2 separate regions of the Mus musculus genome follow, and region 2 is linked to region 1. Evidence: chromatin loops called from intact Hi-C (ENCODE). Cell type or tissue: left cerebral cortex. All regions are shown on one strand. Links, peaks and the distances in the headings refer to the core of each region. The heading gives the core; the rest is flanking DNA.

Region 1 (15,599 bases), core at 2,895-10,894:
GTTTCTCTTGGGTTTCCTTTCAGGGTCAATTGAAGTATTTAATATTTTTGGTTTCAGTTTTGTTTTGTTTTGTTTTGTTTTCAGATACTTTTGGGGAAGGTCCCAGGAGACCTTTGAAATACACAATCCTGTTGATCGTAGATAATAAAACAGCAACTCAGAAGAGTTGAAAATAATGAAATACACGTTGAGAAACTGATGTCATTGAAGATATATATATATGTATATATATATATGTATATATATGTATATATATATGTGTGTATATATATGTATATATATGTGTATATATATATATATATATATATATATATATATATATATATATATATATATATATTACATTCATATGCATACAGATGGCAGCCCTGAAGATGGAGCCCACGGAGCTGAAGCTAAGCTCATTCTCCACTATAGAGCTAAACCCTCAGCCCTCATAATCCTATTTTTAACCATTCTTAGATTTCACAATCATCTTATTTTACACAGAAGAAATACACATTGATACAAATTTCCAAGCATTATTATGGATAATTTTAGAATGTCATTTGAAATTTTAAAAGAAAAAAAATAATCCTACCCTATTTACAGTTTCTGGACTCTTATCAGTTGGTTCCTCGGGAATTTTAACGAGAAATTTGGAAGTGTCAGCCAACTGAATGTGGGTTGGTAGTCTTCTGAGAGTGGGGACAAATGTGAAGATCAGAGGTTTGGCTTCAGGATCTCCAGGAGAGACCTATGAGATATGTAATAAAGTAGACTGTCAGCCTTGTCAAAGGTTTGTCTTGACTTTATCCTCCATGTTCCGTATTTATCTCATTCACTTTGATAAATTGCCCACTGCCATGTGATGACCTGTACTGATGCAAATAAAATTCACATAAAAAATATCCATAGCACATTAGAACCTCCTTTAAAACTACCATAGCAGGCTAGGCAGTGGTGGCACATACCTTTATTCCCAGAACTCAGAGGCAAGGACAGGCAGATTACTGTGAGTTCAAGGTCAGCCTGGTCTACAGAACAAGCTCCAGTATAGCCAAGGCTACACAGAGAAACCCTGTCTCAAAAAAGCCAACCAACCAGCCAGAAAACAAAACGACTATGACTATACCAAGGGAATCAGTCTGTTATAGAGAGGTCCTGTGTGTGTTGGGGGAAGGGTGGTGGGGTGAGCAGCACAAAGTAGCAGCCTGGAAAGCCATTCAGCCAAAGCTCACCGTGTCCCTGTGATGTGAAGAGGGAACATTCTTTTTTTCTTATTAGATATTTCTTTATTTACATTTCAAATGCTATCTTGAAAGTCCCCTATACTCTCCCCACACTCTGCTCCCCTTCCTACCCACTCCCACTACTTGGCCCTGGCATTCCCCTGTACTGGGGCATATAAAGTTAGCAAGACCAAGGGGCTTCTCTTCCCAATGATGGCTGACTAGGCCTTCTTCTGCTACATATGCAGCTAGAGACACGAGCTCTACGGGGTACTGGTTAGTTCATATTGTTGTTCCGCCTGTAGGGTTGCAGACCCTTTCAGCTCCTTGGGTACTTTCTCTAGCTCCTCCATTGGAGGCCCTGTGTTCCATCCAATAGATGACTGTGAGCATCCACTTCTGTGTTTACCAGGCACTAGCATAGCCTCACATGAGACAGCTATATCAGGGTCCCTTCAGCAAAATCTGGCTGGCATATGCAATAGTGTCTGGATTTGGTGGCTGATTATGGGATGGATCCCCAGGTGGGGTAGTCTCTGGATGGTCCATCCTTTCATCTTAGCTCCAAACTCTGTCTCTGTAACTCCTTACATAGGTATTTGAGAACATTCTAACCACAGAACTTGGTCAACTTCAAATGTGACATCTATCCATTTAACCCTAAGGCAAAAGTCTCAGAATATTGACTTAGGAACAACAGACATGCAAGAAAATTCCAGCATGCATCATTGCATCATATTCATGTTAAGATGTGAACCTGAAAGTGAAAGATGTCTGTTAGAATAGCAGCACCTCCTCTAAAGGATGTGTGATGCAGAAACTTTTAGTGTCTTTGGAAAGTCAGTTATGTCAAGTAATGTTTTGATGGGGCACACAGATAAAAGGATGTCTTGCTCAAGCAAACACATGAAATAATGTTTTCCTGAAGCAGACACAAATGAAAGAATGTTTTCCTGAAGCAGACACAGGTGAAAGGATGTTTTGATATAGCAAACATGTGAAAGGATGCTTGATGAAGGGGTATAAATATGATCCCACAGACAGTGGGAGATGAGCACTGAACATTGGTTTGACTTGCTCTGCCTAGATATTCTTCTCTAACAACATGCGTGTATTGGTTCACCTTGCATAACTGAGCTCAACTTGTGATAACTCTGACAGTGAGAGAAACTTACCCAAGAACTGCTAGTGGGGTTCCTGCTGTAGCTTGCTGCTTCCACAGTCTCACCTCAAACCTGCTGGTGTTTGTGTCTGGTATCTGTCTGCCTACTGGACTGGCTTGCAGCTGCTGAGTAGTATTTGGTGTTTGCTACAGGTCTGAACTGCTGCCAAAGAAGATGGAGCTTGCCCCCAAAGAATTATTGCTAAACTAGTTCCACTTCCCCCATATCTTAATAACTTTTCTCTTCCACTACTTCTGTTGGGTAGTTGGATAGAGGAGAGGTTGAACCCTTATTAAAAGTAGGTTGCAAAAAAGTTATGCCTACAGATGTGCCTTCTCACTTGTTTATACTTAACTCATTTAATAGTTTCATTAAATGCTTGCTTTTGTGGCCCCAGGAGGAAGGCTATAATAGTGAAGAGGAAAGAGTCAACACACTACACACAAATAGAAGAGGATATATAAACAGAGTTAAAGAACCTGTGTTTCCAGAGCCCTGAATCCCATTCCTTTTCCCCTCCCCTCATCCCTGCACATCTGTCTCCCTCCTTGCCCATTAGCCTGCTTCAATGCCTCTGCTAAAGCTGGCACTCACTTGGGCACATTGCCTTATACTTTGATGATTCAACAAAGTCTAATCAACTTCAGGGACTGGCAATTTAACAATGAAAAAAAAATTCTGATGTCATGAATGTGTTATCCAGTGGGGAGAGAAGGGTATTGATAAATAAATATGTGAAATATATAGTATTTCCATAAGTGGAGAGTTTCTATCAGGCTTTGTAGAAAGAAGACCATGGACAAGAAAAATATAAACCTTTTATCTAAGCATAAAACCTTTTAACTAAATTACAGGAAATGAGAGTTCACTGAAATAAGAAACCCAATATTTCAAACTGGTTTGAGGATAGAGTTCAAAAACAGAAGGGATGAGAGATGTCTCAGTGTCTAAGAACACACTGCTTTTGCAGAGATCTGAGTTAGGGTCCTAGCTCACAACTGCCTGGAACTCCAGGGGAACCAACAACCCCATCTAGACTCCAAGGTACCTATGCTCACACATACACAGAGCACACATGCACATAGATATATACACATAATGTAATTTTTTTAAATGCAGGATTAGATGGGGAAATTAAAAAATGCTTGAGAACACTGAGAAAGAGCCACTCAGTTGTAAATTGGAGAGAACAGCAATCTAGCCAGCCCAGAGGAAAACCAGGCCAACCTTGCCTTCTGTGAAACCATTTTGTGACATGGATGTCATCGTTTTGAATAGAAAGCAAGGCCCCATCTGATTCAGGCCATGCATTAATTTTGACACCGTTTTTAATTCATAGGGGTTGAAAAGAAATCTACCTAAGCATCTGAGTCTTCCATAGTAACTGCATGTCCTCTGTTTTGATCATATTTTACTCTAGAAAAGTAAGAGGTAGTCCCACAAAAAAATAATAGTATAGAAATTCTGAATGACTATGGAGTCTGGGCTTTGACTTTGAGAAGATGATCTAAGAAGAAGTCACTAAACATGTGAAGGGCAAGTGTATATGAGGTAAAAGATGACAGGGCTATCTTTGTACATGCAGTGTGGAGAGACAGCAGAAATGTCAGGACCAAGAGTCAGCACAGTAGCACAAACATGAAAAAGTCAGAAAGTGAGGTCCAGAGAGTCTCTGGAACTGGCAACATGGACATTAGGTTATTGATTAGAGATATTCTTTGTGAGCATGAATCAACTGAAGAAAATTTGATAGCCCTGTGTTAGACTTCACCCTTGTTCTTGAAAGATCTAAACTACTCAGTAATATTTGTCATGGGATATAATGTTCTAGTAACTGGTGAACATATGTGAATACAATGTTCATTCTTCAGGGCATTTAAAGTATATGTCACACCCTTCTGATTCAGCTTTCACCCTTTAACAGGCTCTTCTTTGTCATTTGCCATTTGTTCTTCCAATGGCAATCTGGGAATAATTGGAGTCAGAGCCCAGAGTTCCAGCCAGAACTTCAGGGAGAGATTCCCAAGAGTCATTTTCCCCACCTAACTCTCTCTGCTTTCAGCCAACCTGACAACCACGGTGTCCTGAGACCCTGAAACTCAGAGTGGCTTCAGAACTGAAAAGGAAGAATCACTCAGTTGATCCACAATAAGATTAGGGAACCAACAATGATTGAAATACTCACACCACAAAGATGTGACCAGATATCAATACCAGGAAATACCATAGAATTTTTAACTCTGTGCAAAAACATAAATATAAACAACCAAGACAATATACCTCTTCCAGAATTCCACACCCCTATTTTAATATACCCTTAAAAGGTGAATTTAACTGAAGGATAAGACAAGAATTTCAAAATAGCAATTGTGAATATGTTAAAGGACTTTAAAGAGGATACGAAGGCTTGGAAATATAAGCAAACACTTGAATGAAATAATAAAAGCAATTAAGATATAAAAATAGAATCTAACAAAGAAATAGAATCACTAAAGAACAGCAAAACTGAAATAAAACTTGGTAGGGAAAATTCAAGAAATCAAAAGAGTAAGTTCAGAGAAAAGTCTTAACAAAAAATTAGATGAAATATAAAAGAGAATTTCAGGTAAAAAAATATCTTTATGAAAAGATCAAACCTACAAGCAAAGGGAATAGATAAAGAAGAAACTGAGGTCAAAGGCACAGAAAATATATTTAAATATCATAGAAGAAAAACTCCCAAATCTAAACAGATATCTACTAAGGAGCAAGAGGCATACAAAACATCAAATAGACATAGACGCCACCAGAAAAGAAAATCCCTGTGATACATAATAATTAAAATATTAATTGTAAAGAGCAAAAAATAATATTAAAAGCTGAAGGAAAAAATATCAAGTCATATATAAAGGCAGACATGTTAGAATAACAACTGATATATTGATGGAGACTCTGAAAGCCAAAATGACCTGGAAGGTGCCCTACAAGCTCTGAAAAGCCACATATGTCATATATATAAAAATTATACATACATATGTATAATTTTTGCTGGATATATCCGACAAAACTATTGGTCATAATCAAAGGAGAAAGAAAAAATATTTCATGATAAAAATAAACTTTAAAAATTTCTTTTTGGCAATTTAATTCTACAAAAGACACTATAAGGAAACTTCAGTCTGAAGAGAATGTTAACTATACTCAAGGAACAAATAATCCAAGAACAGTTAACCAAATAAATTTTTTTAAATCCACAATAAAATGATAGGAATTAATAAGCAATGCTCAGAAATAACTCTCAGAATCAACAGTCTCAATTCCTCAATAAAAGAGCATGAAATATCAGATTTTAATAGAAAACAGAATCCTTCTTTTTACTTTCTCTGAGAAACACATCTCACCATTAAGGATAGACATCCCCTCAGGTAAAAGAATGGAAGAGGTTATTCCAAGCAGATGGATCCAAGAAAAAAAAATCAGATGTAGTTATTTTAATTTCTGACAAAATGAACATCAAATAACAATAATCAGAAGAGATAGTAAAGGACAATGAATACATATTGAAGGAGAAAAATCAAACAACAGATTAGGATAATTGCAAACTATTATGCACCAAATGCAAGGGCACCCAATTTCATAAAAGAAACACTACTATGCTAAAATCACATTGATCCTAACACAATGAGGGCGGATAGCTTCAATACCTGATTCTCACCAGTAAATAGATTTTTCTTATTTCTTCCTTTCTGCCCTCCCTTTTTCCCTTCTTTCCTTCCGTCCTGCCTTGCTTTTCTTTTCTTTTCTTTTCTTTTCTTTTCTTTTCTTTTCTTTTTTTGAGAGAAAGTTTACAAAGTTGTGTGGCTAGAAATGAGAAATATCTTGAAAGAGTTGGGGAATGGAAATAATATAAACAAAATATAACATAGAAATTAAAATTATTTGTCATGATCTCTTTACGATAGCCGTGTCAGAGTTGACGAGTAGTAGCTCATCATCTAAAAGCAGTGCTTCCCATTTTTTCCTTAGTGGGAAGAAAGGTTAGACCCCTTACAGGACCGAGAAAGAAAGGCCATTAAGGCTAATCAACAACACATAATGAATGCTACTGACTTCCTAGGTTTTCCTAGGGATGTTTTCTTACATAGTTAAGCTTGTCAATGTCCTGCCGAGATGGAGAGCGGTGTAAAGAGGGGTACCACTGAGTACTCAGTAGTTGAGATTCCTTGTCAGCTTGATCTGATTTTGAAATCTCTTAGGAGACACTGCTGGTGTGGCTATGGGAGTACCTCCAGAAAGGCTTAACTGATGAGGGCAGAGGACCCACCTGGATGTAGGCAGCAGAATTCAGTGAACTGGGGTTCCAAGCAAAAGACAAGATAGGAGAAGCCTCATTGGTGACAGCATCCATCTTCTTTCTGCTTCCTGACTGACAGTACAGTTTAGCAGGCTGCCTCACACTCCAGCTGCCTTGCCTTACTGAGCATGTTAAACTGCACACTCAAACCACAAGCCAGAATAAACCCTTTCTCTCTTAAATTGCCTTAGGCAAGTATTTGGCTACAACAATAAATAACTATCTATAATAATTAAAATATTTATCCTTTCTTCTCCTTTGGACAAAATAGTCATTTAATAGTTATCAAGAAAGAAAGGATGATATGTTGACCTCACTTCCAGGTGCTTATTCTTGCCCTCATTTTCCTATGAAATGATTTGGTCTCCTGAAGTCTATCCAAAGGAAATTAAATAGATTTATAGGAAAGGCTTCAGTATAGCCCACAGGTACAAAACCCATTGACCCTTAATAAACGGCCAGTAGCCATATCTTCTAAAGCATATACAGTGATCTAAACTTACTTCCCCAAGTGCCTTGCACAATTGTCCAGCTTGTCTTGTCTTAAATCTCTAAAGTACAAAATTCTGCAAGGGATACTTCCACCTATAGTCTTTTAAAAAGTTGGTAGTTATAATTTTAGTACACAAAACAAGAACAAAAGGAAGCCAGTACATAGATGAACAAGATGTGCCCTTCTCACAGTATGATGGAGAGATTTCTAAACATGAACACACGATGAGAAAGAAGGCCATTGAACAGGAGCAAGATAGTGGCCTTCAACTTTATGGCTACACTCTGCCCACAGGAACTTCAATGCCCTCCCTAAGTGAAATATCGTCATCAATGTAGGGAAGCAATTCTACTTCCTTATTTTAGTTGAACAAATACATTATATATAATATTTACTTATTACATATAGATATATGTGTGTGATATGTGATATATGTTATATGTAATCTAAAGATTAAAGGCTTACCTCACTGAGTTACTACTGAGTAGAAATAAACTCAGGGATTGATTCCTGTCCTTATATGCATATTCCAGAACATCAGGAAAAGGGCAACCCTTTGATATTAACTTTCAAGAAAGTACTACAAAATTAGCACCCAGGTCTTTCACTGTGTTTATCTAGCACCTGTATTGTGTCTTACCAGAAACCTAAGGTTCACTTGAAAGGACCTTTTGATGGAATGGGATTTGAAGCTACACTAGCCACACTGTGGAATATTCTGAAGATCTATGTTAGCCTGTAGACTGATGAATCCCTTGCTCAGAAAAAAAAAAAGAAGAAGAAGAAGAAGAAGAAGAAGAAGAAGAAGAAGAAGAAGAAGAAGAAGAAGAAGAAGAAGAAGAAGAAGAAGAAGAAGAAGAAAGCCATTTACCATTTACTGCACACTGTGTGGCAGATCTAACAGAGCCCCAAAATGAATCGCTATGGAGACAAAAAAAAAAAATCATTTTCCCACAAAGCGGAAGCGGATGCAAGTTAATGGCATTCGCTTCTTAATTGGCAATTAACACTTTCAGCTGCCAATGCCATTTAAACATCTGATCTTCGGGAAACTATTTTAATAACAGAAATAAGAACTAAGTGGATTAAAATAGTGGCTTGAGATACCCCTTTTGTCAGACTGACCCCTTCTCACCGGTGGCACAGGCTATAACATGAGAGGTGTTTTCCCCAGTGCCTCGCAGGCTGTAAGCTCCTTTGCTCAGCTTCAGGCTGTGTGCTATTCTTTCTTCTATTTCCCTAAAAGTGCCCCCCAAACACACCACCGTGTTGGCACCCGCAGCACAGAGGACCAATAGCCTCTTACTAAGAAAAGACATCACAAGCATTCAAACATTAACTCTATGCCAAGCGCAATCCTTGGCTTTTTCTTTGCCCAACAAGCAGTTTTGTCTTTATCAGTTGCCCGTTTCTCTGACTATAGATACCATCTCATTTCAACAACACAGACAAATTTATCAGCTCCCGGGTAGCTCGCCCTCACACCCTCCGGCATATACCAGAACTGGGTGTCTTTAAAAGTTACTGAAAGCATTAAGCAAAGACTTCTCTTTACCTTGGGTGTGGTCTCAAGGCTCCCCGCTAAGATGCAGGAGGTCATTTGGAAGTAATTGTTCCTGCAGGCACTCAGAAGCCCCTGCTCTGAAAGCAAACCAATGACTGAGGTGGAAAGAGAGCCTGTTACTAAAACAACACAGGCACACGCACGCAATCGCCTACACACACACACACACACACACACACACACACACACACACACACACACACGCAAGCACATACGCATGCACCCATATGCACACGCACACACGCGCGCACACACACACACACACACACACACACACACACACACACACACGGTTGCGGGGGAGGAGGAATCTAAAAGAACACAGAACAGATGCTTCTCCGAGTTGAGTATTTTTCAGCTCCAAAGGGTTTGTTTTGACAATTTTTACTTTTGGAACTTCACGAGAGGTCACACTGACTGCTAAAATGGGATCAGTGGAAGTGAAAAATTGCTACCTCTATGTGTTTGCCCTCTTTTCCTTTCAGGCTTGCAGTCCAATTATGTATTCCCTGAAAGGAAGGGAGAAGCCAGATTGGACAGCAATGAGAAGCTGATTGAAGGGCCCTGGCATCTGCCAGTTTCAGTGATTGGTTGACCACGCTCGCAGAGAACATTCAGATGCACAAACACATGCAAACACAGCGTCTAAATAAAGAACTGGAAAACACAGTGATCATTTTGGAAAGCCAGTCATTTCAGTGACAAGTCCTTGGCGTGTGAACGGCAGTCAATGATATTGGAGCATCCGAGTGACTCAAGTTCTGCTGTTAAACAAAAGTAGCTCTAAAAGAGATCTTGTTACCAAATAGCTGTCAAAACAAAATTCCCTTCCACTGTTGCTGGAAGATAGTGACTGCCCTGCCTACCTATAAACAAGTCACAAATATTTCTCACGAGATTGATTTATTCAGTATTCCTATTCTCTAAGCATTGATTTTTTTCTACAAACCTATGCAATCTATATTTGTGCATAAGCACTGGAAGATGTAATGTGGAGGGAGCTGGCTATATACTGAATGCTATGCAAAAGTGAAGGTTTTATTTCACGTACAGTTACAGCATTTAATATTTTCAACATTGTCAAGAGCTTGAACTTAGGACAATCATGAGCGCAATAATGACTCACAGTGATTCTATTAAGAAGCAGGGAAACTATTGCAAATAACACTAGTACATCTTGCCCCAGGAAAGGGCCAAATTTCTAAATGTATGTGCTGTTACATCAGTAAGAGATATCTTCTGACATCTACACTCATGGTTATGTATATCTGATGCCAAGAACCTTTCATTCTTTCTGAGAATATACATAAATCTGTCATATAAATAACAGAGATACAAAGAGAAGAGAGTTTTAAAGATCGCCCATCACCCATCCTATAGTTCTTAAATGTCACTGCATGATCCGCCATTGGCAGCACCTTTAGAACTGTAGTTTCTGCTTGAGAAGTTCAGCAGTGGATTCTCCACACCTGCACTTTCAACAAGCTTCTGGGTTGTATCCTGTTGCTGGTGTGTTGTTCTCCTACTTCTCCTCTCTGTTGCACTGATAAGCATCATGACCAAAAGCAACTTGAAGATAAAAAAGGCTTATTTGACTTACACATCCTGATCCCAGTCTGCCACTGAGGGAAACTAGGGCAGGCAGCAAGGAGGAACACTGCTTATCAACTAGCTTCCAGGCTCACTTTCTTATACCTCCCAGGACTTGCCCAGGGGTGTCACCCCTCACAGTGGGCTGGGCCCTCTCATATCCATACACCATCAAGAGAATGCCATAAAGACCTATCTACAAGACAATAAAATGGGAACATTTCTCTGATTGAGATTTGTTTTTTTGCCTGGCAACTCTAGTTTGTGTCAAGCTGACAAAAACTAAACCATGCGGTGGTATTTTCCTGACCGTTCATAAAGCCACAAGAGCACAGACATTTGCTGTGAATTAATTGCAAGAATTTGGCTACACTCAGAATGGGAAATGGTATCCTGTTGGATCTAGAAGAATTTATCTGACAGTCAGAGAAGATTTAGGGAAGCCCTTGTTAGAGCAGTAAGAGAAGTGAGTAGCATGAATAGACAGGAAGCAGAGGACACAAGTCAGAAGATCTTGGACCTCTGAGCTGTTCTGAATGTCTACCCTGTGAATGTGAATAAGGAAAGCATTGCTCCATAGAATCCTACAGTTAGATTCAGCTCGGGCAGCCCATGCTTATGTGTCAGATACTATCCCTTGTATGTTACTTCTCATGGCACTGTGGGTTTTTAACTTTATAAATAATACAAGAGAGTATAAAAAGACTCCTAAGACCAGAAAAGTCGGTCAAATCTAGATTATCATCAAAGACTTTGAATCAAGGTATTTTAACTTTATGCGTCATTCAATAAGGATTCAGAGATGAATATGCGTACTTCTAACCTCAAAGAGTGCCTGCCGTCCAGTCTTAGATGCACTCTTCTCTGAAGTCTATCTAGTATATGGATCCCGGGCCAGTGATGTATAGAATTTTGTCAATGGCTCCGTTTATTCTAAAAGAGCTTGACAACTCCAGTGTTCTTGTCTTCTATGTCACTCTGCTTTCCCTACTAGGATCTTGTCTTGTGCCCATTCTCTTCTTCAAACATAAAGCAAAGAGGGCAATTAAGCCCAAATTTGGAAAAGGAAACATTTTAGCCTCTGTCTTTAGCTATATCCAAAGCTTTCCTTGAAGCACTTTGCACCATCAGAACAGTTAACCTGTCAACTTGCAATTTTTGTCTATCTTTTAGCATTTTTTCTCTCATAATTTTCAATTATTGTTTCATTAAAAATAATCATTGCTGTTACAACTACTTCAGTGAGAGAAGTCATAATTTTTACTTAAAATAAAAACTTAAAAGCCATGCATTGCAGCAACATTTGTCAACCATCTGGTTAGTTACGTTTATAGCTCCAGAGAGTACATGAGTTTAGAATAGTTTCTGAAGAAACCATTCGCACTTGGCCAGCAAATGATGATGGTCCCTGATTTAAGACAAATTCTGTATCTATTCTTCCATTGTGGTACATCTGGGTTGTTTCCAACTTCTGGTTATCACAGATAAGGCCGTTATGAATATAGTGGAACACATGCCTCTGTGGTATGCTGGGATATCTTTTGGGTATATTCCCTAGAGTGGTATAGCTGGGTCTTCAGGTAGATCTATTTCCAGTTTTCTGAGGAACCTCCAGATTGATTTCCAGAGTGGTTGTAACAGTTTGCAATCCAACCAGCAGTGGAGGAGCATTCTTTCTCCACATCTTTGCCAACATGTACTATCACCAGTTTTTGATCTTAGCCATTCTGATTGGTGTAAGGTGGAATCCCAGGATCATTTTTATTTGAATTTCCCTGATCACTAGGACTTGGAACATTTCTTTAAGTGTTTCTTGGCCATTCGAGATTCCTCTGTTGCAAATTCTGTCTAGCTCAATGGAATACTATTCGGCTATTAAGAACTAGGACATCATGAATTTTTCAGGCAAATGAATGGAACTAGAAAATATCATTCTGAGTGAGATAATTCAGATCCAAAAGAACATGCATGGTATGTACTACTAATAAGTGGATATTAGCCAAAAAGTACAGAATACCTAGGACACAATCCACAGAACTCAAGATTAACATGTCGAAGGGCCCAAGTGAGGACACCTCAATTCCACTTGGGAGGGAGAAGAAAACAATCATGGGAGGCAGAGAGAGGGAAGGATCTGGGTGGAAGAGGAGAGTGAGAGAAAAATGGGGAACATGATCAAGTATGGGGGGGGGGACAAGAGAGAAGCTCTGAGGGCCAGCAGAATGAGTGGAAATACACAACATGGGGGAACTCTTAAGAATGTACCAGAGTGGTTGTACAAGCTTGCAATCCCACCAACAATGGAGGAGTGTTCCTCTTTCTCCACATCCTCACCAGCATCTGCTGTCACCTGAATTTTTGATATTAGCCATTCTGACTGGTGTGAGGTGGAATCTCAGGGTTGTTTTGATTTGCATTTCCCTGATGATTAAGGATGTTGAACATTTTTTCAGGTGCTTCTCTGCCATTCGGTATTCCTCAGGTGAGAATTCTTTGTTCAGCTCTGAGCCCCATTTTTAATGGGGTTATTCAATTTTCTGGAGTCCACCTTCTTGAGTTCTTTATATATATTGGATATTAGTCCCCTATCCGATTTGGGATAGGTAAAGATCCTTTCCCAATCTGTTGGTGGCCTTTTTGTCTTATTGACGGTGTCTTTTGCCTTGCAGAAGCTTTGCAATTTTATGAGGTCCCATTTATCGATTCTCGATCTTACAGCACAAACCATTGCTGTTCTGTTCAGGAATTTTTTCCCCTGTACCCATATTTTTGAGGCTTTTCCCTACTTTCTCCTCTATAAGTTTCAGTGTCTCTGGTTTTATGTGGAGTTCCTTAATCCACTTAGATTTGACCTTAGTACAAGGAGATAGAAATGGATCAATTCGCATTCTCCTACATGATAACCACCAGTTGTGCCAGCACCATTTGTTAAAAATGCTGTCTTTTTTCCACTGGATGGTTTTAGCTCCCTTGTCAAAGATCAAGTGACCATAGGTGTGTGGGTTCATCTCTGGATCTTCAATTCTGTTCCATTGGTCTACTTGTCTGTCACTATACCAGTACCATGCAGTTTTGATCACAATTGCTCTGTAGTAAAGCTTTAGGTCAGGCATGGTGATTCCACCAGAGGTTCTTTTATCCTTGAGAAGAGTTTTTGCTATCCTAGGTTTTTTGTTATTCCAGATGAATCTGCCGATTGTCCTTTCTAATTCGTTGAAGAATTGAGTTGGAATTTTGATGGGGCTTGCATTGAATCTGTAGATTGCTTTTGGCAAGATAGCCATTTTTACTATATTGATCCTGCCAATCCATGAGCATGGGAGATCTTTCCATCTTCTGAGATCTTCTTTAATTTCTTTCTTCAGAGACTTGAAGTTCTTATCATACAGATCTTTCACTTCCTTAGTCAGAGTCAAGCCAAGGTATTTTATATTATTTGTGACTATTGAGAAGGGAAATCAGTCTGGCAGTTCCTCAGAAAATTGGACATAGTACTACCGGAGGATCCAGCAATACCTCTCCTGGGCATATATCCAGAAGATGTCCCAACCGGTAAGAAGGACACATGCTCCACTATGTTCATAGCAGCCTTATTTATAATAGCCAGAAGCTGGAAAGAACCCAGATGCCCCTCAACAGAGGAATGGATACAGAAAATGTGGTACATATACACAATGAATTACTACTCAGCTATTAAAAAGAATGAATTTATGAAATTCCTGGCAAATGGATGGACCTGGAGGGCATCATCCTGAGTGAAGTAACCCAATCACAAAAGAACTTGCACAATATGTACTCACTGATAAGTAGATATTAGCCCAGAAACTTAGGATACCCAAGATATATGATACAATTTGCTAAACGCATGAAACTCAAGAAGAAAGAAGACCAAAGTGTGGACACTTTGCCCCTTCTTAGAAATGGGAACAAAACACCCATGGAAGAAGTTACAGAGAAAAAAATTGGAGCTGTGACGAAAGGATGGACCATCTAGTGATTGCCATATCCAGGGATCCATCCCATAATCAGCTTCCAAAAGCAGACACCATTGCATACACTAGCAAGATTTTGCTGAAAGGACCCAGATATAGCTGTCTCTTATGAGACTATGCCGGGGCCTAGCCAACACAGAAGTGGATGCTCACAGTCAGCTATTGGATGGGTCACACGGCCCCCAATGGAGGAGCTAGAGAAAGTACCCAAGGAGCTAAAGGGAACTGCACCCTATAGGTGGAACAACAATATGAACTAACCAGTACCCTGGAGCTCTTGTCTCTAGCTGCATATGTAACAAAAGATGGCCTAGTCAGCCATCACTGGAAAGAGAGGCCCTTTGGACTTGCAAACTTTATATGCCCCAGTACAGGGGAACGCCAGGGCCAAAAAGGGGGAGTGGGTGGATAGGGGATTGGGGGGATGGGTATGGGGGACTTTTGGGATAGCATTGGAAATGTAAATGAGGAAAATACCTAATTAAAAAAAAATAAAAAAGAAGAATGTACCAGAGACGTGGGAGGTGAGAGACTCTCAGGACACAAAGGGAGGAACCTTACATGAAATTCCTTAGGTGGAATACCAGCAGACTCAACTAGCCTGGGCCCCCAATATTGCCCAGACACTTAGTCTCAGTCTCTCTCTCTCTCCTCTCTCTCTCTCTCTCTCTCTCTCTCTCTCTCTCTCTCTCTCTCTCTCTCTCTCTCTCTCTCTCTCTCTGCTAAATCATTTATTAGTATGGTTTCTGACAGCCAAGATTGTTCTCTGACCTCCACACTTATACTATGAACCACAGTATGTGTGTGTGTGTGTGTGTGTGTGTGTGTGTGTACACTCAAACACAGGATCCTACACACACACACACACACACACACACATACCTTAGGAGAGCAAGAAAGAAAGGGAAGGGGAGATTTTTATATGAAGTAGGGTGGATTCTTAAGATGCTACGCTGTCGGCTTAGACTTCTTCCCGTGAGCTTCTCCCTGGATAGTCTCTCTGCTTAGCTTTCCGCAGCTCAGACTGTGAGGCAGTTATTCTGTGTTATGACATGTGAGTAACAGTTTCTGACACAGGGCACTCTATAAACACCGTACCTTCTGGATTCTCTGACAGCAAAGGTCTCAGGGTGCCTCCTGCTTGTGTACACACTCCCTTCTGACCTTGGATCTCTATGTGGTACTTGTTGCCCTGCATTTATAGCAGACAGAACATTCTTTAGCTTCTGGCTCCCCAGTTGGGACATCATCAC
Region 2 (15,599 bases), core at 3,393-11,392, 60 kb after region 1:
AAATAGACACTAGTTTCTTCAAAGAAAGGGGAAACTTTTTTTTTCTTTTTTGCCTGTATTCTTTGTTCATGTTACAATTAATTCTCCATCTGTCTTTTCTAAACCCTTCCTGTGAATGTATTGTTCTTATCTTAAACATATTTTGTTTCTCATCCCTGTTTTTAGCTGATTCCAGAACTAATAAATGAGAACACTTGTTACTTCTGACAGATTTGTTGCCCTTGACAGTAAAGATGTCTCCCACCCCAGGTCCAGAGATTTTCATTTCCCTGTAATGATATCAAAACGTTATTGATATACCTATTAACTGAATACCAAAGAGTAGTCAATGAGAGTGTGACCCGGATCAGAGTGTCTAGTGGGGTCACACCTTACAGCCTTCACACACATATCACTGTACACAGACCACAAACACCTCCACTCAGGCAGGCCTCCTGTTTTCTCCAGCCGTGGGGTGAACATTTAGGAACATCAGGTAAACAGGAGAAAATACCAAGCCACAGCACAAATAAATAAGTTCTCTAATGAGATTTTCTCCCTCTCAGTTGAAAAGCATTTCTAAAGATCTGTGACCCAGGAAAATGACTCCTAAGTGTGAAACACTCTAGAAATTCTGTCGAGAAGTCTGTATATTTGCAACGTGATATGGCCATTCAATGTAATCTGTAACTGTGGCTCCCGAAGGCTGAAAGAGCACCCAGATGTTGCTTGTGGAAAGGATGCCTGGAGCTTCCAAGACACAGCAATTTCCATGACAGGCATTTGCATGCTCTTGCTCTCTGTAGTCACAATGTGAGCATTAAAAAGGGACCACAAGGAAGAAGCAAATTTACTATATTTAAAATTTTAAATTACATTGATTTATCTATATATCTGCTTGTGTGTGCTGTGCCCTCCTGTAGTACATCAAGAGTGTGGAAGTCAAAGGACAACAAATGCTGGCAACATTTCTCTCCCTCCACTAGGTAGAGGCTGGAGAGGTCAGATCATCAGAGTAGCAACAAACTTACTATCCTAAAAATGGTCTTTAAACAAAAATGTACTTCTGTGGACGTTTGGGGGCAGCAATGCATATCTGTGATGAGTTAATCAGATCTCAAATATTTATGAGAGCTAGAAAATACGAGTAACTATTGTTGAAGTAAATGAAAGTACATTCTGCCAGCATAGAGGAGTGTCCCATTATAACTGGAAGAGAGAGAGAGAGACAGCACATCCCATTGCTCACTCTCTCTCCCTAAAGGTCATTTACTTTTAATTCATGTCTAACTTGCCCCAGTATTTTCCGTTCCCTCTGTGGGTCGGGAGGGTGAAGTGGAAACATTACCTGGAATCAGGAGCACTGCTGGGAAAATAGCACATCGGCGCACACGGTCATGCCTGAGTTGAGCGTCACTAAGACAGCTGCATACACAGACCAAAGCTACGTAGAGTAGCTGCCCAACACTGCAGTTTCCTCTGAAAGGCATTGAGATTTGCTTTGGCTGAACTCGTGGGAGGCATAAAACAGGCTGGTTTGATTTGTTGTTGTTGTTTTTGCTTTTGTTTTCTTTAGTTTTTAAAGGTAAAACTAGTACATTTGTCATATAGGAAGGACAGCAAGCAAAGTCAATAGAGAAAGGTCATATAGGAAGGACAGAAAGCAAATTCAATAGAGAAAGGATATATATATATATGTAATCTCCCCTCTATGCTTTCTCCTCTTCTCTTCAGTCTCCTCTCTACATTAAAAAACATATTACTGACCAATACACCAGTCTCTATAGTGTTGACTCTCTCCAAAATGTCTGCTGGAATTCAATTTCCATAGTTAATGGTCTTAAGAGTGGGATATTTTGGCCTGGTGTGATGGCACACACATTTCGTTCCAGCACTTAGGAGGTAGATCTCTGAGTTTGAGATCTCTGGCACATCTCTGAGTCTGAGAGCAGCTTACTTCCAGACCAACCAATGCTACAAAGAGACCATGATCAAAAAACGAACAAACAAACAAAAATGGAAAAGAAAGGGGATACCTTTAAGGCACAAAGACTCTACTCTCGTGAATGAACTAATGTCGCTAATGTTGGAGTCAGATAGTTACTCTCAGACCCCTGTCCCTTGCCTATGTTGCATAACAAAGATATTCACAGATTATGCTGGTTAGTTTTTTCAACTTGACACAAACTTCAACATGTCTCATAAGAGGGAATTGTAATTGAGAAATTGCCTACATTGGATTTGCCTGTATGCAACTCTGTGGAGACATGATGATGATGATGATGATGGTTATCATTATTATTATTATTAATGGTTAATGTGGGAAGTCCCAGTCCACTGTGGGCAGTGCCCCCCCCCCCAAGCAGGTAATCCTGAGTTGTAATCAAGCCATGTGGAGCAAGCCAGAAAGCAATATTCCTCCAAGGTCTCTGCTTCAATTCCTGCCTTCAGGCTCCTGCCTGGAGCTCCTGCCCTGACTTTCTCCCTTGGATGAATGGTAAGCTAGCACATGAAATATACATTTTTCTCTCATGGTTTTATCAGATCACCAGAAAGAAAATTAAGACACAGATACAGTCTAGTAGATACTTCCAAGCCTCTGGCATAGTGAACAAAATAAATGTCTATCAATTATAATGTCTGCAGTACTTGCAGCAGAAAGCATATGGTGGTTTGATAGCTCTTCTACCCTTACATATCTGCAGTATAATGATTATTTGCTTTAAGTGCTGAAACCATTCCATTTCAAATGCAGAGCCTTAAGCTTCAATTCGCAGAAGTAGAAGATGAGTCAACAACCTTATCCCTTTCTTTAGATTTCCTCCCACCTTCCATTTGTCTAGCTAACTTCAAATCACAGCTGTCTTTGAGATGACGTTAGGGTTTGTTTGAGTGGTCATTTCAATAACAATTTTCTCTACAAGGCCAGAGACAAGCTCTTAAATATGGCTACAACTCCTAACCATGTTCTTTGGTACACTTTCTAAATATCAATTACTCAATAAGGATTTCCTCGCATTTTGACCCAAATAAAATATCTTAAAATTCTCATTTGTAACACTAATGGTTCATGTGTTCAAAGGCTGTCTTTGTTGTTAGAATGTGGGCCTTTTAAAGCAAGTCTAGAGCTCATATGGTATACTTATGTTGGATCGATAAGGGTTCCCTTCTCCAGCATGTAAGTCTATGCCATGATGAGGGATCATCCAGTGAAATGCTTCATCCAGAGCCAGCCCCACTCATGATGATGAACAGGTCAAGTCAAGGTCTAACCATAAGCATTGAGTCTTCCAATGAATCTGTTCAGACAGAAGGGGACGGATGAAAGGCACTAGTCATCGTGACTGACAACTGAGTCTGACTGAGAAGACAAAGGTAGGAGAGAGATGACAGAAGCAAGGCATCCTCTGACATCTACACATTCACCAACACAAACACACTCACAAAAATAAGATGGCAATACAAACACACACACACACACAAAATAAGTAAAATGTAGTTTAAAATTGAAAAATCAATTAATCTAACCAGTTAATGTGCCCCTAACAGACACATGCACGCACACATACACACAGACATACTCATGCACACATATACACATAACTTGCCTTGCCTAAGGTCCTGAAGAAGCAGAAGTGGGCTTGTGGCTATTGTAAAAAGACTCCAGAAAAAGAAAAGGCATATGAATAAAGGTATACTCTCAGCATTTCCCATGAATAAAGATCCTTTTACTATCAAAGCAATGACTATTCCCCTGCATTTAAATCTACAGGCATCATGTCATTTTGCTATCCATTGTGAGAAAACAAATACTATAGGATTGCCAGGGATGTGTTCTTTCCCCTCTTTCTTTATTGGATATTTTATTTATTTGCATTTCAAATGTTGTCCCCTTTGCCAGTTTCCCCTCCAGAAACCCCCTATCCCATCCTCCCTCTCCCTGATTCTATGAGGGTACTCTTCCACTCACCTACCCACCCACCTACTCCGGCCTCCCTGCTGTGGCATTCCTTTATACTGGGGCCCTTCATAGGACCAAGGGCCTCTTCTCCCATTGATGCCTGACAAGGCCATTCTCTGCTACATATGTGGCTGGAGCCATGGGTCCCTCCATGTGTACTATTTGGTTGGTGATTTAATCCCTGGGAGCTCTAGAGGGTCTTGTTGGCTGATATTGTTGTTCTTCCTATAGGTTGAAAACCCCTTCAGCTCCTTCAGTCCTTTCTCATTGGGGACCCTGTGCTCAGTCCATTGGTTGGCTGTGAGCATCCGCTTCTCTATTTGTCAGGCTCTGGCAGAGCCTCTCAGGAGACAGCTATATCAGGCTCCTGTCAGCAAGCACTTCTTGGCATCCACAATAGAATCCAATTTTGGTGTCTGTATATGGGATGGTTCCCTAGGTGGGGCAGTTTCTGGATGGCCTTCCTTCAGTCTCTGCTCTACACTTTGTCTCCATATTTCCTCCGTTGAGTATTTTGTTCCCCATTCTAAAAAGAACTGAAGCATCCACACTTTGGTTTTCCTTCTTCTTTAGCTTCATATGGTCTGTGAATTGTACCATGGGTATTCCAAACTTTTGGGCTAATATCCACTTATTAGTGAGTACATATCCTGTGTGTTCTTTTGTGACTGAGTTACCTCACTCAGAATGATATTTTCTAGTTCCATCCATTTGGCCAGGGCTGTGTTTGGTTGTGTGCTTACTGTGTTGGCCATACAACCCATGAGGCTAGTTTCTATTGCCATGGAAGTATGGTTGCAAGCACGATACTTAGAAATCCCTGAAAGCAGACTCCTCGCTACAGTCTCCACAGTCCACCCTCACCAAACTTACACACAGACGCTACTCAGTGTTCTCAGGCAGGATCAGGGGTTGGAATGCAAGCACCTTCTCCATCACTAACAAGATTTTCATGTCCTTAGGCAAATAATTGAATTTTTCAGTGCCTTGTTTCCTGTTTAAAGAACTGGGATAGATATAATATCAAAGTGACCTGGTCTACTTTAAAGAGCATGCAAATATCAAATCCTTATCAAGCACAACCATGCCCGACAAGTGTAAGTACTCCAAAACTGTTAACCCTATTCTTGCAAGCAAGTTTCTTACCTTTTCTGTGTCTTTGCTTTCTCACTTAAAAAGAATGCACAGACAGAACCACCCCCAACACAGAGCAAATGACAATCACAGGACAGATGTAGAAATGTTTACAAGCACAAAAAAAAAAATCTCAGTATTGTAAACTAAGAAACTCTCCATCCTTCAGTTGAAAGTACTTATTCATCCTGATTCCTCCTTCTCTAAGAGAAATGCTCCACTAAGAGCAAGTGCAGTTAGCAATGCAGATGACCACTATAGGGACGAAGGCATCCTTGATGGTGAACTTCCAGAGCCAGTTTTTAGCATTTATCTACATTGAGAAGCATGAGGCTTTTACAACAGCACAGAGTGAACTACAAACATGCTACACAGAAATGTAAGGGCACCCTCTGAGGATTGGGAGAGGTCTCTCAGTCCTGAGCACTGTTTAGTTCTATGAATATCCTAGTCTCTCAATTCATAGAGCAAGCTATCAACTGAGCATGGGAGGGTAAAATGACCTCTGACAAAAGGAGAGAGCAGCATCCTCCTGAAGTGGGGGAAAGATGGCAGAGATGAGCAGCAGCCTCTGAATTACTCCCAAAGGTCAGCCTGACCTTTCACATTCAAACTACTGTACAGCGCATCCCATTTCAGACTTTCAGCAAAACCATGCAATTTTCCAATCCTGGTGAGCTAAGAGCCAAAACGAAATATGCATATACCAAGTACTGCTCTTAAGTCAAAGTGAGGATTGCCTCCATAAATAAACCTTAGTTCAAAAAGCCCTAGGATCAATCTGCAGCACCAGAGAGAGAGAGAGAGAGAAGGAGTGGGAGGGGAATGAAGAGGGGAGAGGAGGAGAGGCAGAGGGAGAGGGAGTAGGGGGAGAGAGAGAGAGAGAGAGAGAGAGAGAGAGAGAATATCAATTGTTTCTATTTCAAAATTAACATATGGTTATTGTATAAGAGCATGGAAATTATTGTATATATAAAATACTGAAACTATCTATGCCTCAGTACTAGGAAACAACCCAAATTATTACATCTCCTTGAGTGCCTGAATTCCCACATACAGGTGACAAAAACAACTGAGGTCTCTGTCCCAGAACAGGATGGCAGGAGCCTTTCTTCTGGTTCTTTCATTAATGTCACCTTCTCAAGCTCAGTCCCAGAGAACCTTATTCCAAATCTCCCTCCAATACATTCCATTTAAGTTTTTTTCTATATCAACGATCACATATGAACTCAGTACAACTTAACAATTATACTGATTTATATGATATATGCATATATATTCAGAAAAACAGCAGATCATAAGTGACTATATTGAATCTTTAATATACATTTTCTTGTTCTATTTTCTATCATCTCCCTAAAATAACTACAAATATTAAAAAATAAGGTCTTTTAAAAGAACTGCTTTAAAGTATGAATCGCTATATCTTTTCTTAGCAAATGCATTTTTTAAAGATTTATTTATTTATTTTATTTATATGAGTATGCTGTCATTCTCTTCAGATATACCAGAAGAGGGCATCAGATCCCATTTACAGATGGTTGTGAGCCACCATGTGGTTGTTAGGAATTGAACTCAGGACCTCTGAGCATCAATGCTCTTAACTGCTGAGCCATCCCTCTAGCCCCTTGCATCTCTATATCTTGATGCTGAACACTATCTGCATTTCCACAAGCATAGCAGAATTTGAAAATCAGATTACAAAGATAAATATATAATCCTATATATGTATATATATACATATATATTCATATTGATACACAATCCCTGCTATGTAACTAGGACTATGATCATGTACTTGAGAAATACAGAAGGGAAACGCACACACAGGAGATACACATATAAAAGGCAATGAAATATACCTAAAGGAATAAAAGTGAGCATACTACAGAGATATTGCAGTTTGCTACAGACTATACAAAGAGACAAGATATGGAACTCGCCTGGATACCCATCAATGGATGAGTGCATGCAGAACTGTGCTCTGTGTCCACAATGGACCTGGAGAGCATCCTGTTTAGTAAAACAGCAGCCAGGCTGAGATTTAGAAGGACAAATCTCACATGCTTTTTTGTTCATGTGGAGCCCAAATTGAAAAAGCATCTGAACATATGCACACAGGAGTGGTGAGGGCAGAGGAACTACTGGAGAAGACCAAGTAGTGAGTAGAACAGGTCAGTACCATAAATACAAGCAAGGCACAATGACACTCACACATGAGGAAGTCAGGAAAGCAGATTGCTTGGATGTGACTATAAGTTTTTAACTAAAAATAAATAAATAAAAAGACAGTGATGGTGCAATTTGTGAAGCAGAGTTACAAGTTGTCTGGGCTGAAACAGTTTATCTCATGAGACAAAATGCCGGCACCTGTGATGGCTGGCCATGTTGCCAGCCAGGGCTAGTACAAGTTGCCATTCTGAACACCATTGTACAAGCAAAACTGCAACTGCTGTAGAATCACCAGGTCACCATGCTGCAGTACTGGTGAAACATGAATTCTTATTGCTTTGACACAATGTATCTAAGCCAGAATGTAGACCTGAACCTGGAGATAGGGAAGACTAAAAAGACTGAGTCCACTTTCCCCATGTCCCACCCAGGATCTCATGTTTGTTAAGGGGTTGAAATCACAAGGAGGGCCATTTGTTGTTGTTGTTGTTGTTGATTCGTCCCCTCTCCTACATCAATACACAAAAGAAATGAGAGACTTAGTAACCCAATATGACACTTGCCCTGTTTGCCACCAGTACAGTATGTCATTTGCAAGTTCATCCAGTATCCTCCATCCATGACAGGGTGTGGAGCAGCTAAGAATAGCTGTGGAACTTGAGGCTAAGCTCCTTGCCGGGAAGCACTAAACTTGCAACGTGACTCACTGCGGGCTGTACATGCTTGCAGTGTGCTGATGAAGTAGCCTTTCAGAAGAAGGGGGAAGATTTCTCATAGTCTCTGTAACCCGTGAACACTGAGAAATTTTAAAACTCAGTCTTTATGTGACAAAATAACCAAGTTGTAGATGGGCAGCGTCCCTGGGTATCAGTAAGTTTCTCCCAAGTAGTTCAAATGACAAAACTGGAAGGTTTCCACCACAGAAATTTTAAACTTTGAATTAAGGTTTGCTCATAAACATCACCACAGGATTATATCGTAGAACAGAGATTTAAGTATCCTGAGAGTGCTTCGAGCGTTCTCAGCTTCAAGTAATTGCTGTATTGTCTGCTGTGTCAGCTATCAGGATACTTGTATTGTCCAAATATTTCAAAATATCCAAATAGATACAATTCTCAAATACACACTTAAAAATCTGAAAGTATAATGAATATAATAACAGAAAAATATTAAGCTCAGCAGTATCATCGGTCTTTTCTGTGTAGTTTCTATTTTTATTTTTCCAATAGTATCACAATGGTACATAACATTAGGAACGCATTTACATTACATTCAGTAACCTACCCGGAGTTGCAAACAACATAATCATTGCAGCACACTGTAGCTGACATTGTTGGGTTTTTTTTTCACAATCACCTGCTATGATGAGTCAAAATTGTAGTTTCACAATCACCTGCTATGATGAGTCAAAAATTTAGCATCGTGTCACCTGAACTTTATAATGAGATTGTATGTACATATTTGTTTATATTAAGCAAGGCTACTAGATTTAGCTTTTTACCATATATTCCCGGAACGAGGATCAGGAGAAAAGAAAGGCAAACTGCTCTAAGCTATGTCAAAAGAGATGGGATGAATTCTTATTATTCTCCCAGGAGGTTTGAAAGGCAGAGAAATATAATTATTTTCTGATATACACTGAAAGGATCTTGTCCATTCTGACTCTGTTACCCTAGGAAATAACTGTTACCTGACTGTTTTGAACCACACCAAAAAAAAAAAAAATTCATATAGTAGAACCCATTGGAAGGCTTAATACGTAAGCATGAGACCCAGTAGGTCAAGCTTCAAGTCTCACTGCTGCAGATTCTAGCTCTGTGTCCCTGGCATGTAAGGTCAACACAGAGAAACCAGGGCATAAAACACCAAAACATCATGACAGCAGTAAGTCCCAGGCAAAGCACGTGACTCTGTCGCCGTAGCTGGAATCTAACAATACAGTCCACGTCCTCCTCTATTTCCAGTTAGACCAGCCAGTGAGTTCCTTTCGAATGAAGCCATTTCAGTTAGATTTCTGCTATCAACAAAGAGGTGTAGGAGATACTCAACCTGGTGGCCGTCCATGGCATGTGTTCTCAATCTGGGAAGCACATCCCATGCTCAGCACACTGCTAGTCAGTTGCAAGCATCCTAAACTATAAAATATAGACCTCATGTTTTAATACCGTGGAACTTTATAATTACATGAGAACAGAGATCTTCCATTCCTAGAGGGACTGAGACTCAAGAAGGTTAAAATTTTTCATACTCAAACTGCTCTTATTTGAACACCTAGAATCTTAACCCAAACTTTCTTATACGTGTGTATTATGATTAAAACATTGTATATGATATTATAATAAAAATAATAATATTATATTATTATGAAAAATAAGTGCTCTCAGAATTAACTAAGGCTTAAGAGACATAAGATGTCATCTGACTCAGATAAAGAAGTAAAAAGAACACCCAACCTTTAGGCTGAGTGAAGAAGTATTTTTCACATTTAAAACGGTGTTCATTTTCAAATAAGAATGGGGAATTATCAGTAAATTATCATTTTTCCATTTATCCTTTATTCCTCATTCTCTGCCTTTGTGTTACAGTGAAAAGGACAAGAAGAAAGCTCAATATTGAAGCGTCTTTTTTAAGATTGAATTATTAAACAATTCCAAGAATTTAAGTTGTTCTCAAGTACTCAAGAATCGCAGTATAGCATACTGCAGCAAGTGGTTAATATTTACCATGGAAATAGTTTCTCAGGTATTGTTCAACAGGAAAATTGTACTGGTCCAATGTGGAAACAGGGTGTCTGGGTATGGAGGACAGGGTGGACCCAGAGGTACAGAAAAGGAGCAGAATCTTCCTGAAAGGCAGAGGGAGACTTTCTTGACAGAATGACCTATAAGCTACCTTTACTGAAGACTTCAGTTCCACGGGCCTGCGCTGGAGATGGGGCAGCACAAAGGTACCCCATACTTGGTAATGAGGTTTAATGCAGACAGGTCACAGTGTGTTTCTAAAGCTATGGTCATGGATCCAGAGAGATCACAAGAAAAGTAAGGTGGTAAAAATAATACCCAGTGCTACCTATGGAGGGGGCTTAATGATGTCACAAGCTGGTATTCTCAGAGCCAGAGGGCTAACACAGTGACAGGCTTTACAAATGCTGACCTACAAAACATGCACCCTATTGCCTCTTTCAACCAAAACAAAACTGCACTCTCTTCCAAAATTCTGTGTTTCTGCATTTAAAAAGTTAAACTTTCCTGTTTCTAAATTGGAACAATCTAATGCCTAGCAGAAGTTTGTCAAATGAATTACACTATTCAAACCATGAAAACACTATCCAAAAAAGTTGTATTGTAGAGGAAGACAGCATGAGAATATCAGTGTTCCAATGCCGTAAACAGGAATGTGTAAGTATAGCTAAAGTAAGCACATTACACCCAAGTTTTCATTTCTTCTGTTTACTTATTTAGGTGCATGTGTTCATGTGTGTATATGGGCAAGTGTGCATAAGTGTATATGTTCATATTGTGCATGCACTCATCTGTATGTGCATGCATTTGTCTGTATGTGCATGCATGCATGCTTGCATGTATGTGGGGGGGGCGGTTGTGACGTATATACACGCTTAAGTCCTTACCTGTGTGAAAATAAATTTAAAATAGACATAGACTCTGGGCTTCTGCTGTTCGGTCAAATTGAAAAATGGTAAATCACTAGATGGTCCATCCTTTCGTCACACTTCCAAATTTTGTCTCTGTAACTCCTTCCATGGGTGTTTTGTTTCCTATTCTAAGAAGGGGCAAAGTGTCCACACATATCCAGAGATCCATCCCATGATCAGCTTCCAAACGCTGACACCATTGCATACACTAGCAAGATTTTGCTGAAAGGACCCAGATATAGCTCTCTCTTGTGAGACTATGCCAGGGCCTAGCAAACACAGAAGTGGATGCTCACAGTCAGCTATTGAATGGACCACAGGGCCCCCAATGGAGGAACTAGAGAAAGCAGCCAAGGAACTAAAGGGAACTGCAACCCTATAAGTGGAACAACAATATGAACTAAGCAGTACCCCGGAGCTCTTGTCTCTAGCTGCATATGTATCAAAAGATGGCCTAGTCGGCCATCACTGCAAAGAGAGGCCCATTGGACTTGCAAACTTTATATGCCCCAGTACAGGGGAATGCCAGGGCCAAAAAGGGGGAGTGGGTGGGTAGGGGAGTGTTGGGGGGGGGGTATGGTATAGCATTGGAAATGTAAATGAGCTAAATACCTAATAAAAATGGAAAAAAAAAGAAAAATGGTAAATCAATGCATGCATATTCTTTTTCCTGAAATAAAGCTCCCATACCCACTAAAAGTGTATTTCATTTACTTGATTCCAGAATACTTTTTAAGCTTCCATCAACATTTCAATTGGAACACCTGCAGTGTTGAACTTTAGCATAAAAAAAATTTTACATAGCTTATTTTTTAAGTTAACTGAAAGAAAAGAATTAAACTCACCTATTTCTTTTGAACATTACCTCACAAGAATGCTCTAAAACTGCTTGATGATAACATAGAGTATTTGTATTAGATTAGTAATTTTATGGCAGAAAAGTTCAGCTCATGTAATTTCTCAATAATGCATGAGAGATGGATGCTTGTGAGTAGGACTATTTATCAAAGAACTGCAGAACTTGCCCTGTGGATAGATAAATCGAAATAAAGACAAGGCAACTGTATGAGACAGGCTTGTGTCTTCATCACGCCAGTTCCTCACACTGCAGGCAGCGGGCTGGTTCTTTATTTGCTGACCTGCATCTAACATTTAACATTCTGGAACCTGAAATATAAGACTAATATCTTCAACACTACCCAGCATGTGTGCTAATATGCCTATGATTTTTTAAAAAAAAGAATCAGCCATAAGTAATATCAATGCTGACTTGTCAATGGCACAAGAATACTGACCTGACCTAGCAGGAGCATGGACATATTTATGAACGTTTTGCTCAGCGGCTCCTGGTTTTGAGATCTTCATATAAAGCAGATGTGTTTAGCCTCTACTGAGCAACAGAAGCACAGAGGAGTATTGCTCAGTTCTCAACATCAGGGCTTCCACTTGGTCTTTGGTGAACCCTAGGTCCTAATTCACAGCCCAGATTAAGAAGATTAATAAGTGTAAATAATATGAACACTGGGGCTGAAGAGAATGCCCATATTAAGATATGAATGGCATATTCTTTTTTTTAAAATGTTATTGTATCAAATAGATTTTCAAGGAAAGTTCCATAGACATCTGCCCATCCTCACTATCTGTGTCTTCAACTTTGGAGCAATCCTGACTACTGAGTCTTGACTGTCAAAAAAAAACAGATTTTAACATACAAAAAATATTCAATTCCATCAACATTTCAATCAGAGGCACCAGTAGAGAGGAGATGGTCTAAGACTCAGCCAAAATAAGGCCCCTTCCCAGTCCTCTCTAGTCCCATAAGGGCAGGTGTCATCAACCTGCTCATCACCTACTATCCACAAGTGGTGGTTAATAACCATAAAAATGTGGTGGTTAATAACCATAATCCCACCAGGGGCTCAGCACAAAACCTTCTTCTGTACTCAGAGAACCAGTCTCCATTGGAAAAGACACCATTCTCGCCCTGTTTTCATCGTTCTGTCTGCCTCCTTCTCCGTGGGTAAGGTCTGTCCTTCCTTTGAGTTTTGCTATTAGAGCCAGTGAGCTAGGAATACTCACACAGCTTTATGTGTTTGTATCCATACCCTCCTTCATCTTAATGAACTCTTACCTCAAAGTAAAACCTGACTTTTTCCTCAAAAGAAAACAAAATGGCTTGAAGCTCTACTGTACTTCCTCCATCACTGACAGACATTACCATGCTTCACTTAGCCACTGCTACAAGGAACAAATTGTGTAACAAATGATGTGCTTGGCACTGGTACCACCTGAAAAACTCCACACATTAGATTTTCGTAAGGTTAGTGTTAATTTTGTTATTGTCTGGCTTCTAAATGCACCTTCATTTGGGACTTCTTAATTGACATTCAACAAGAAAGCAGGTCAGTATGCCAGCAGAGCTCCATTGTTATCTGTCTCCAAAGCTGTCTTTTTCCTGTGCCCTCCCAACTATGCACTCTCTTCTCTGCTCCATGCATTGCTCGCTCTCTGCCATTACATCATTTCCTTCATTTTCTTATGTAAACACCCATTCTTCTTGTGCTGTTGAGCATAGCCTTGTGTGTCTGTACGTAGAAATTATACATTAGAATAAAACTTAGCTAAGGGGCACCCACATGTAGAAGAAAACACCAGTAAATGGTTATGCTCAGTATGCTAGCCCTTAGCTCAGATTTATTCTAATATATAATTTCTAAGTAGTGGCACATAAGGCTATGCTCACAAGCAAGCAAAAAAAAATACATAAATAACTAGCTACATAAAAGTAAATGTATTTGGTGACTTTCTATTGATATAACAAAACACTATGAACAAGGTAACTTACAGAAGAAAGGGTTTATTTGCGGATTATGGTTCCTGACGTCTAGATCCATCACCATCATGATGAGAAGGGTAAGTATGGTAGCAGAAGGCAGCCATTGCAATGGAATGACCACTAAGAATTCATGGTCATACTGTGTACAGGGAGCAGAAAGGATGCACTGGAAATGGTGCAAGTGTTTTGATACCTCAAAGCCCACCTCCAGTGGCATACTTCCTCCACTAAGGCCACCCCTCCTAATCATCTCCAAAGAGCCACCAACTGGATACTAAGTATTAAAAGGCTGCAAGCTTATGATAGATATCTCATTCAAACCACCACAGACTTATTCCCTATATGGTTGAAATGATGAATCATACACACTGTTGTTCCAATTGTGTGGTTAAACTGGCAGAAGCTCAGCTAAAATGTCTTCAGTGAGAAAAGTTGTTGTGTCCGCAAAATTGGTTCTTCTTTAATGAATGAACAATCAGAAGGGCTCTAGGTTACATTACATATATTCACAGTCCTTAGTCCTTGTTCCTTCATCCTATCTTCCCCTCTCTTAATAGCCGATGAGGTTACAAGCTCACAGATCTTGCTGTTAAGTACCCTTCTCCTCTCCATTCACTGATCCAGTCCTGGTTCCCCATCATCTGCCTCAGGAATAGTTTAAGGAGGAATCATGGCTTGAGAAGAGAAACCACTCAAAATTATGAGCATTTCAGTTAAGAAACCATTTCTCTGATCTAATGTTCAATGCTGTGATTCAGTTTGATTATTTTATCTTCAAATATTTGCTTCTTGGGTCGAGTACAGGTCAAATAATATACTTTTTATCTTCAAGCAAATATAAAGCACACTCAGCGTAACTGTTTGCTTTCTTCCACATGCGGGTGCCCCTTAGCTCAGTTTTGTTCTAATGTATAACTTCTAATGCTGGCACACAAAGCTATGCTCATCAGCAAGCAAAGAACAAAAAGTTTCTCTGAAAATCAAGAGGTTTCTATCTTCCTATTCCACTGGCAAGGAGGTATCGTACATCCAATGTTTATTCTCCCTGTTGTTGTGACTATATTTGAAGAAAGTGACCAAGAAAGTCTACAATAAACGATCATGATCTCATAAACAAAATCTGTATGTCAAGCAGTTATATGTTGTTCAAATAATTTAAGGAAAAGTCATAAACATGAGACCATGCGGATATTGAGTGTGACTTGTAAAGATGGCATTTTACAGACAACACCATCATATGACACTGATCATGACTTCCGAGTATGAAGGTTACAGACAACACCATCACCAAACACTGAATATGGAGGGTCCCTGCAGGATTTCCAGCCGACAGGGGAACAATCCAGGTGAGAGAAAAAGGAAACTTGATTCAGCCTAACATAGGTAACCAGTGCTAGGCCAAACTCCTTGGGATCTAACACCAGTTGTTATATTTTCACCATGTGTGCACACAAGGACTTCCTGCCGTCTACACCTGAATATGCCTTGTAATCATAAATCTTACAGATATCACCAGAGGTCAAGAGAAAAGATGGGTGCCATGACAAGTTGATGTCGCTTTATTGTCAGAAGCATGTGGCAAGGTTAACCTAGGTTCATAGTGAATCTGCTTTCTTTGTTAACTGCATTGTACATGTTCTATAGTAAAATGCATTAAATTATTCAGTGAAGAAGAGAAATGTCCTTAATTTCAGTATTACCAGTCTCCTTTCCCCAAAGCAATAACTATGCCAAGAGGATAGGCTTCGTCCATCAATGTTTAAGTTAGGGTTAACCACGCAGAACTTTATGTGAAAATATTTTCATGAAATCTTGGGAGAAAGGAGATGTCAGTTTCGACCTCTCAGGGAGTACAACTCCTGGTG

What was found. Hi-C counts contacts between places; a loop is a spot of excess contacts. Peaks named below come from ENCODE experiments on the same cell type or tissue, not always from the same donor. Only the 100,000 strongest peaks of a DNase experiment are listed, where the experiment ranks them.
Region 2: a loop joins it to region 1, with 2.0 times the contacts of the local background. A loop is called at or near these places in 2 of 42 quality-filtered maps.

What each region holds. Positions count from the first base shown.
Region 1 is chr9:77,242,992-77,258,590 of GRCm38, forward strand. It overlaps Mlip (muscular LMNA-interacting protein), which reads right to left and starts at 8,861. Exons shown (of 11, transcript NM_001368955.1): 1 at 8,756-8,861; 2 at 581-736. The coding sequence starts at 8,800. In left cerebral cortex, for the core only: no CTCF peak of the experiment used is centred there; DNase peaks (open chromatin) are centred at 7,839, 8,888, 9,097, 9,341 and 1 more place; H3K4me3 peaks cover 2,842 bases; H3K27ac peaks cover 3,436 bases.
Region 2 is chr9:77,302,832-77,318,430 of GRCm38, forward strand. It overlaps a transcript of Mlip not described here. Among named protein-coding and RNA genes, the nearest start is that of Mlip, 59 kb to the left of the region's middle. In left cerebral cortex, for the core only: a CTCF peak has its summit at 6,567 (motif pointing right); DNase peaks (open chromatin) are centred at 4,808, 5,652 and 7,951; H3K27ac peaks cover 313 bases.